Regions from separate parts of the Homo sapiens genome. Here region 2 is linked to region 1. Evidence: chromatin contacts called from ENCODE Hi-C data. All regions are on one chromosome and are shown on one strand. Each heading gives the region's core, a stretch centred on a gene start or an enhancer-like site at or near the end of the contact. The rest is flanking DNA. Distances are from core to core; before and after follow the strand shown.

Region 1 (4,732 bases), core at 164-2,663:
TTGTCTGCTAGCGCATATCTGACATGGAATTTAAACTGGCAAGAACAGGGTGCAGACCAGGCTAGACAGAACCATGCTGCTGGAAATGGAGACATTACAGAGGATAGGCTATTGGGTAATGGCCCTTATTCTGACCTGGTACATCAACTAGCACTCACAAATGCTGCTTATCAGCAGTGCACACAGGCTGCTAAATGTGCCTGGGCCATAATTCCTGAAGAGGGAGTCCCAGTACTATCATTTTTACATATCATGCAAGGGTCACAGGAACCCTACGCACAATTTCTTGCAAGATTACAAGAGGCAGTGAGGCATCAGATTCCTCATACCTTGGCTGCAGAAATGCTAACCTTTACTCTAGCTTTTGAGAATGCAAATGCAGATTGTAAATGTGCACTGGCACCGGTTAGGTGTACAAAAACTTGGGAAATTTTCTCAGAGCTTGTTAAGATGTAGCAACTGAGCTTTATCGATCTGCAATGTTAGCTGAAGCAATGGCTAATTTAGCTGTTGACAAATCTAAAAAGAGCCAAGGGTCAAACCCTAAAATGGGAAAATGTTATAATTGTGGAAAAACTGGACATTTTAAAAAGGAATGCCACCAGATCTCAGGACAGAAAGGATCTTACAATGCTTTTCCCCCCGGCCCCCAGCGGAAAGAACACCAGGACTTTGTCCTCGCTATGACAAAGGAAATAACTCGGCTAATCAGTGCTGCTCAAAATTTCATCAGAATGGCACCCCCCTGTTGGGAAATGAGATGGGGGCCTGTACCCGGGCCTCACAAACAATGAGGGCATTCCCAATTCAGACCTCAACCCTGTTTCAGGCATGGGTTCCCAGAGGCATATTGAGTCCCTCACCCGAGGAACTCCAGGAAGTGCAGGATTAGATCTCCCAGCCAGAGAAAGGGTTACATAAGGTGGGGAAGACAAACCCACCAAGATTCTCACTGGCATTTGGGGACCTTTACCAGCAGGATATATGGGACTAATTTTAGGCAAAAGCCACCTTAACTTGCGAAGGCATTACTGTAGTCGCAGAAGTTGTTGACTCTGATTATGAAGGAGAAATTCAAGTAGTTTTATTGTCACGAGATCTTCGGGTTTTTGAACCGAGAGAATACATAGTGCAATTATTACTTATTCCCTGCAAATTACACCCTTCTCCATGAAAGGAGAAACAAGGAAATAAAGGGTTTGGGAGCACAGCTACACGGGAAATCTATCTATCCCGACCCATAGCCTCTAATAGACCCACCTGTGTAGTACAAATTAAAGGAAATAAATTTTATAGGTTTATGGATACGGGAGCTGATGTGTCAGTGTTACCAGCAGGTCTTTGTTCTTAGAGCTCCCAAGATGGCGGCAAGCCTTTTGTTCTCTGACCTGGAGTTCTTGGCCTCACAGATTCCAAGGAATGGATCCTTGGGCCATGCAGTGAGTGTCATAGCTCTATTAGAAGCTCTTCCAAAAGTCGTGCTGCTATCTATGGACTAAAACATACTCAAACAATAATGACCTCTGGCGTTTAGGCTCAATGCTCAGAGCTAATTGCAGTCATTCAGGTTTTACAGCTCACAGCTTCAGATCCTATCAACATTGTCTGTGTTCAGTTTATGTCGTAAATGTAGCCGGTCACATAGAAACTGCTACAATTAAAAGTACACTAAACCCAGAACTGCTAATTTATTTTTAAGACTTCAACAAGTTATTTGTTCTAGTGCAGCTCCTTTTCATATTTCTCATATTCCTTCTCACACACAACTTCCTGGGCCGCTATCTCTAAGTAATGAGAAAACAGACAAACTGATTGCCTCTGTGTTTCAGCAAGCTCAACCATCTCATGTGCTTCTGCACCAAAATACTTCCGCCCTTACTCACATGTTCCTACAGGTTTGTATTATATTATGCAGTATATCCCTCGAGCCACACCTATAGAAGGATGTAATCCACGAGGTTTGGCTCCAAATGAAATCTGGCAAATGGATGTTACACACACAGCAACCTTTGATAAGCTGAGCTATGTTCATGTGACTATAGACACTTATTCTCATATGCTGCCTGCTACATGCCAAACAGGTGAGACAGCTGGTCATGTACAGCGACACTGTCTGTCATCATTTGCTCATATGGGGATATCTAAACAATTAAAAACTGACAATGGACCCGCTTATACTAGTCATGCTTTTAAAAATTTCTTGCAGCTTTGGGCTATAACCCATAAAACAGGAATTCCTTATAATCCTAGAGGACAAGGCATTATAGAGCAGGCACATCAAACATTACAATGCATGTTGAAAAGACAAAAAGCGGGTATAGGAGGCCAACTACCACCTCAATAAAAACTACATTTAGCCTTATTTACTTTAAATTTTTTGACTCCTGGTATGGATGGTAAGACTCCAGCAGAAAGACATTGGCAAGTGTTAGAAGAAAAGAGGAAAATTTATCCAAAAGTGTTATGGAAATCCCTGGAAGAAGGAAAATGGAAAGGTCTGGTGGATTTACTGACGTGGGGAAGAGAGTATGCTTGTGTTTTTACAGGAGATGGACAAGCCGTGTGGGTGCCCTCAAGGTGTGTGCAACCATGGAACGGGAGACTAGAGGAACCCAGGGTGGCCAACCATGGACAGGGTCCCCCCGGTACGAGCCATGAGCCAGCTGAGCCTGAGTGCAAAGACGGAGAGAAGGCCAACTGGAGTCACAACACAGTTCTAATGTTATATTTGTAAAGAATATCACTACTCAACTTACAGTTTGTGTTTATAGATATAGATATAGATATGGATATAGATATAGATATAGTTATAGATATAGATAGATATACACTTTAAGTTCTAGGGTACATGTGCACAACTTGCAGGTTTGTTACATAGGTATACATGTGCCATGTTGGTTTGCTGCACCCATCAACTCATCATTTACATTAGGTATTTCTCCTAATGCTCTCCCTCCCCCAGCACCGCCTCCCAACAGGCCCTGGTATGTGATGTTCCCTGCCCTGTGTCCAAGTGTTCTCATTGTTCAATTTCCACCTATGAATGAGAACATGCAGTGTTTTATTTTCTGTTCCTGTATTAGTTTGCTGAGAATGATGGTTTCCAGCTTCATCCATGTCCCTGCAAAGGACATGAACTCATCCTTTTTTATGGCTGCATAGTATTCCATGGTGTATCCTTATGTCTTTTTGACAGCTAAGAAGGACCAGCTCCAGGTAAACAATACCCAATTGACCTGTAAATCTTACCAATTATATCACTGCATTAATCATAGCACATTGCAAACACATAATATCTCTACTTTGATGATTTTAGGCCACATCCCTGGGCTATGTATTCCTGTTAATCTGTCCGAGGCTTGGGCTGCCACACCTGCTTTGCATTTTGTGAAACTTCTTCTAACTGAGCTTACTCATCATGTCTGTAGAGCCTTAGACATAATAATTTTAGCTATTGTTTCCTTGGTCGCACTAATAACTTCTGTTGTGATGTCCTCTGTAGCTTTGCATAATTCTATTCAAACAGCTCAGTACATGGAGAACTGGACACACACAGCCGACCAAGCATGGCTACTTCAGAATAAAATTAACACTGAGTTACAAACTGAAGTGGTGTTATGGGAAGTCAGGGACCCCGAAGAGAGGGACCAGCTGGAGCCACAGCAGAGGAACGTAAATTGTGAAGATTTCATCTTAATACGGATATTTATCAGTTCTCAAATAATACTTTTACAATTTCTTATGCCTGTCTTTAATCTCTTAATCCTGTTACCTTCGTAAGCTGAGGATGTGCATCACCTCAGGACCACTGTTATAATTGTGTTAACTGTACAAATTGATTGTAAAACGTGTGTTTGAACAATATGAAATCAGTGCACCTTGAAAAAGAACAGAATAACGGTGATTTTTATGGAACAAGGGAAGACAACCATAAGGTCTGACTGCCTGCAGGGTCGGGCAAAAAGAGCCATATTTTTCTTTTTGCAGAGAGCCTATAAATGGATGTGCAAGTAGGAAACATATCGCTAAATTCTTTTCCTAGCAAGGAATATTAATATTAATACCCTCGGAAAAGAATGCATTCCTGAGGGGAGGTCTATAAATGGCCGCTCTGGGAATGTCTGTCTTGTGCAGTTGAGATAAGGACTGAGATACGCCCTGGTCTCCTGCAGAACCCTCAGGCTTACTAGAGTGGGGAAAAACTCTGCTGTAGTAAATTTTTGGTCAGACCAGTTTTCTGCTCTCAAACCCTGTTTTCTGTTAAGATGTTTATCAAGACAATACGTGCACCACTGAACATAGACCCTTATCAGGAGTTTATGATTTTTCTCCTGTCCTGTTTCCTCAGGAGCATGTGATCTTTGTTCTCCTTTTTGCCCTTTGAAGCATGTGATCTTTGTGACCTACTCCCTGTTCTTACACCCCCTCCCCTTTTGAAATCCTTAATAAAAACCTGCTGGTTTTGCGGCTCAGGTGGGCATCACGGTCCTACCAATATGTGATGTCACCCCTGGAGGCCCAGCTGTAAAATTCCTCTCTTTGTACTCTTTCTCTTTATTTCTCAGCCAGCCGACACTTATGGAAAATAGAACGAACCTACGTGAAATATTGGGGGTGGGTTCCCCCGATATGTGATGTCACCCCTGGTGGCCCAGCTGTAAAATTCCTCTCTTTGTACTGTCTCTCTTTATTTCTCAGCTGGCCAACACTTATGGAAAATAGAAGGAACCTA
Region 2 (4,815 bases), core at 1,777-4,276, 61 kb after region 1:
GGTAGCAGCTGAACTAAGCCTCATCCCCTGGAGGGAGGACTGTCTAACATGCTATTTCAAATTCTGTTAAAAAAAAAAAAAGATTCGTCTTTGTACTCTATTTATTCAATCATTTATATCAGAATAGCCTCACTTATATTTAATACTTTGGGTTATAACACAATACAATACTATGTTAGTTATTTTGTTGTTCACATCGTTCCAGCATTGGCCATTGGGAGCTCCTTCAGGTTGGTTCCTGTGTCCCTCTGATGTGTTCCCACCCTTTTTGTTTTTGAGTACTTCCTTTCTTTCTGGTGCTACAAGATGCTCCAGGCTCTTGTATTTTATCAGTCATTTCTCCAAGGAGCCTTTGCTTCTTTTATTGGAGAAAGGTATTTAGAAACCAAGATGTGAGCACTGGGGTGTCATTGCCTCTAGGCCCTCTCAGCTGACTGAGCCAGGTAATATATGCATACATACTAAATTATTAGATATACACATATCCACATTGTTTCTGTATCTATCCATCTGTGTATATACTGAGCATCGTACTGATGTCTCCAACTGTAATCCCATCTCCAGGATTCATTCCAGCCTTCCTTTCTTGTTAATTGTAACTTTCCTCTCCCACAGTGTGAACAACCTGGCCCACCTTCTCTCATGTATTTACTTATTTGCTCATCCCCAGTACACCCATGAAGCTGTTTCAGAATCCTTAACCTGGGTACCCTTATGTAAAATAAATTTATCGACCGGGCACAGTGACTCATGCCTGTAATCCCAGCACTTTGGGAGGCCGAGGCGGGACGATCATGAGGTCAGGAGATCGAGACCATCCTGGCCAACATGGTGAAACCCCATCTCTACCAAAATTGCAAAAATTAGCTGGTCATGGTGGCATTGCCTGTAATCCAAGCTACTTGGGAGGCTTAGGCAGGAGAATCGCTTAAACCAGGGAGTCGGAGATTGCGGTGAGCCGAGATCGCGCCATTGCACTCCAGCCTGGGAGACAGAGCAAGACTCTGTCTCAAAAATAAATAAATATATATATATATATATATATATATATATATATATATATATATATTTATCAATTAGAGTACATTGTTCATAGTACCTTTCATCTTTAGCCTAATAATTTCCAGGCAAAATATTATCTTCCAATGTTATTTAGGCCAGTCCCTTCTCTCCCCCAGCCCCCACTGGTGCGGTTATATAATGAATTTGTAATAAAGTTTATATGCTTTTTATGCATTGTCTCCCAGCTCCGAACGCGTCCTTCAATATAGCATATGCGCTGACGTGGACTTCTCCAAGCATCTCTCTCCTTCAGTGAGCTCGGCAAGATTGCTCGGTAGAGGGCGGTGGAGGGACGTTGCAGGAGGAAGGGGCGCTCCTGCCATTTCCAGTGAGGGCCACGGGAGGGCGGTCCGGGTGTGAGGACTGCGGTCTGCTGCACCTGCAGCCTGGGTGTGGCGATGACCTTTTCTGCAGCCCTCTCAACACAGACCTCGGAGTCTCCGAGCAGCCTGTGTGCTCTGCAGGCCTGCTGTCCGTGCTGGCGCCCAGACTTCCTCTCCAAGCTCCCGCCTGCCCTGTGGCCCCGAAGGTTCCATGCTGAGCTGCAGCACTTCCTGCAAGCCTCCAGTGGCTCAGGCGCTCAAAAGGCCTCCTGTCCCCACTGTATGCCCATGTCACTGGTTCCCGATCCCCTGCTCCTTTGTCGGCTTACAGACAGTGGCCTGTTGCCTGCCCAACAAATTCCTGGCCAGCGCCAGCCTGACCAAACCGGTGAGAGTCCTCTGCTAGCAGGTGTGCTGACTGCACCTCCAAGAAGTCTGAACCCTTCCAAGCTTGTCCTTCCCAGGGTGCACTCCCTCAGCACGAGGATACAATGCAGTTTCTTCATTAACTCCTCTCCTGTCCTAGGATCACTCCCTCTGGGAAAGAAGACCAGCCTTGGCCCCAGAGGAATGTGTCCTAATTTAAAAAGCAGCTCAATTACTGCAGCACCTTGGGGACCAAGGCCAGTGGGATGAGAAATGCAGGTTCTGGTTCGTGCCCTGTGCCCCTGGGCTGGTGGCAGGAGCAGCGGGGCTGGTTAGCATCCCACTGTCAAACCCCAGCCTTGAACGTTCACCTGGAGCTTGGCCTGGGAGCCACTAACCATGGGTCACCTGGTCCAGGGACGTGAGACATACTCTCCACTGCCCCACAGGCAGAGCTACTCAGGCAGGGACCTGAGGCAGGCTGGTCTCAGGAACAGGTTGGCCACAGCTTCAACAGTAAGAGAGCGGGGATCACAAGAAAACCAGGCTTAAAGGAACCCAAAGTTACAAATTCACTTTCTCTCCTTTGAGTCCAGTGTGTTCTCTGTTCCCTGTGCTGATCATGGCATCCTTTGCTCAGTGATACTCTTTGCAGCATTTAGAAGGGTAGGTAGCACTCACTCTCTCAAGCCTGAACTGGAAATACTACCATAGCCAGGGTAGCTCACAACCCCAGCACAGCCACAGGACCTCTCATCCACCCTCCTTTATGTTTATAAATTTCTTTATGTTCTTAACTACAAGTGCATGATTTCCTAAGTGATGGCATTGTGGTTTTGTTCCTCACGTAAGAGGTATTTTGTTGTGTAGAAGCTCCAGCAGCTTGAATTCTTTACTCAATGCCATGATTGTGAGATAAGCCCATGTTGATCTATGTAGCTCTAGTTTAGGGAATGGCAAACCTCTTTCTGTAAAGAGCCAGATAATAAATATTTTAGGCTTTGTGGACCAAGAGGCAAATCAAAGATATTATGTAGGTCCTTATCTAGGTATAAGAAGGAAGACAAATTACCACAAAACTTTGTTGATGAAATTCAAAATGTAATATTATAATAAAATAATAATAATCAAATCAATTGTTTTGTAATACAGATCTAGAATAATGAAATTCTTTTGGGGAAAATATCAAAGTGACTATTTTTTATCTACTTCAAATATCCATCTTTATGAGTCATTCTTAGTTCTTGAGCCACACAGAAACTCGTGATGGGCCAGATTTGGTTGTGGGCCAAAGGTGACCAAACCCTACTCTAGTTCATTCATTTTCACTGCCGCATAGAATTCCACTGGATGACTCTAACAAAAGGTTTTATCTGTTCACTGGGAGGAGAGAGGAGTGTTCCAGTTGTTTCTATTTTAAAATTGTATTTCTATAAGTATTCTAATACATATCAGTATACTATACGTGCAAATGTTTATCTGGATGGTATACATACAAGTAGAATTGCTGAACAGGGCATGTGTATCTTTAATCCCAAACTGTTTCCCAAAGTGGCTGTACTAATTTCTAAGAGTGGCAGCTATATTTGTCCCTGTTGCTCCACAGGCTTATAAACATTTGGTATTTGGTCAGCAGGCTCTTCCAACACCCCTTTGAAGGCGTTTCATGTTTCCTGCCACAGGGTTGGGAGGAGGCTGTGTAGACCAAAACCACGTAATAAAAATAATAATCATTTTTATGTATGCCTTTTTTATGCCATTGACAACAGAATTATGAAAAAAAAAAAACAAATTCGAAACACACAAGTGACAAAAAAGTTCCAGAAGACAGAAGGACCAGGAGCAGCGAGGGCCACTGCCCACTTTGGAGGTTTTCCATTTTCGTGGCAAGAGCAGGCCCCAGGAGCTCTGCCAGTTAGGAACCTCTGCAGCCTGGGAGCACACGTGGATATCTGGTCTAGGTTCAGTAGGTGCCGCTGCCTGAGCTGCCCCGACTGCTGGGCAAGGAGGGATTTCCTGTAGCCATCCACAGACTTCCAAACTCACATGGTCTCATATTGATTCTGGATTGTTGGTTTACATAAGCCCTGGCGCAGGCTGCGAATTTTATCTCAGGGAAGTGGTGTATTTCAGCCAATGAACAGGTCATCAGAAATGAGAACTTTTAGAACATGGAGGGCAAGTCTTCTCATTGGGTTGCAGTTAAAAATTCTCAGTTGAATCATAAAACCAGTCGTTCAAAGGAAACTTTTAAAAGTACCAGCCCTGGAAAATTCTGTTCTTAGGAATCACATCTCAGCTTCAAGGAGGAACTAAACTGGCTGGTAAAACTTTTGATCTTGCATTCAGCACAGGGACAGTGTAAAAGGAAAGAAAAATAGTGGAAAGCATTTTCGTTAAACTTGACCGAGAGAGCAATTTCTTTGGAGAATAAGATCACAGAGGGTAGGCTGGCCACATTTGAAAGGGAAAAGAGGCTTACCTTGACCCAAAGGCTCTTACAGTTGGGAAACTAAAAGAGGGAATTATTTAAGTGTCATTAGGTCTGAGATGATGACACACCAGCAAGCCCCAACAGAAAAAGTGGTAAGTTATCAGAGAGGAAATGGAGGATTCCCCAGAGAATGCATAGATCCAGAAAACTGTGGACAGTTGCCCTCATAAAAACTGTAATAAGAGCAATTGCAAGACCATCCCCGTCCTCCCTCCTCCCACCCCTGGAACCCCAGACTGGGATAGTTCTATAGAGTTAACAGAATTTGGGACAGAATTCATTCAACATTCATTCAAATAATTACTGAATATCCAGGCACTGTTCAGATGAGCAAAAATTCCCTGCTTTTCTATGTCAAGACTGGCAGTTTCCTAGAAACCAAGGCTATGTCAAGAGGTGATTAAAAAATGAACAATTGTGGAAAAACAGAATAGTGAGAAAGAAAGAGAGTGTGGAAGGAGAGGGAGAGAGTTGCCACTTTATTGAGGGAATTTAAGGAAGGCCTCCCTAATAATTCAAGAGGAGGCCCAGAGGAGCTGACAGAATGAGCCATGCTCCAGGTTATTCTGT

The links. Hi-C counts contacts between places; a loop is a spot of excess contacts on that map. Pooled maps may share reads with other maps.
Region 2: a loop to region 1 is called in a map of Caco-2, with 18 times the contacts of the local background. The contact joins two enhancer-like sites. A Hi-C loop is called at or near these places in 4 of 168 maps with a recorded cell type or tissue (B cell, Caco-2, K562 and 1 more) and 2 of 50 pooled maps.

What each region holds. Positions count from the first base shown.
Region 1 is chr3:46,427,929-46,432,660 of GRCh38, forward strand. No RefSeq gene overlaps it. Among named protein-coding and RNA genes, the nearest start is that of LINC02009, 6.6 kb to the left of the region's middle. Within about 2 kb of position 1,414, at least 4 of the 41 ENCODE cell types and tissues checked have a DNase peak (open chromatin) inside an H3K27ac peak, as active enhancers do.
Region 2 is chr3:46,487,508-46,492,322 of GRCh38, forward strand. No RefSeq gene overlaps it. Among named protein-coding and RNA genes, the nearest start is that of RTP3, 8.1 kb to the right of the region's middle. RefSeq lists enhancers at 1,073-1,849, 1,850-2,624. Within about 2 kb of position 3,027, at least 6 of the 41 ENCODE cell types and tissues checked have a DNase peak (open chromatin) inside an H3K27ac peak, as active enhancers do.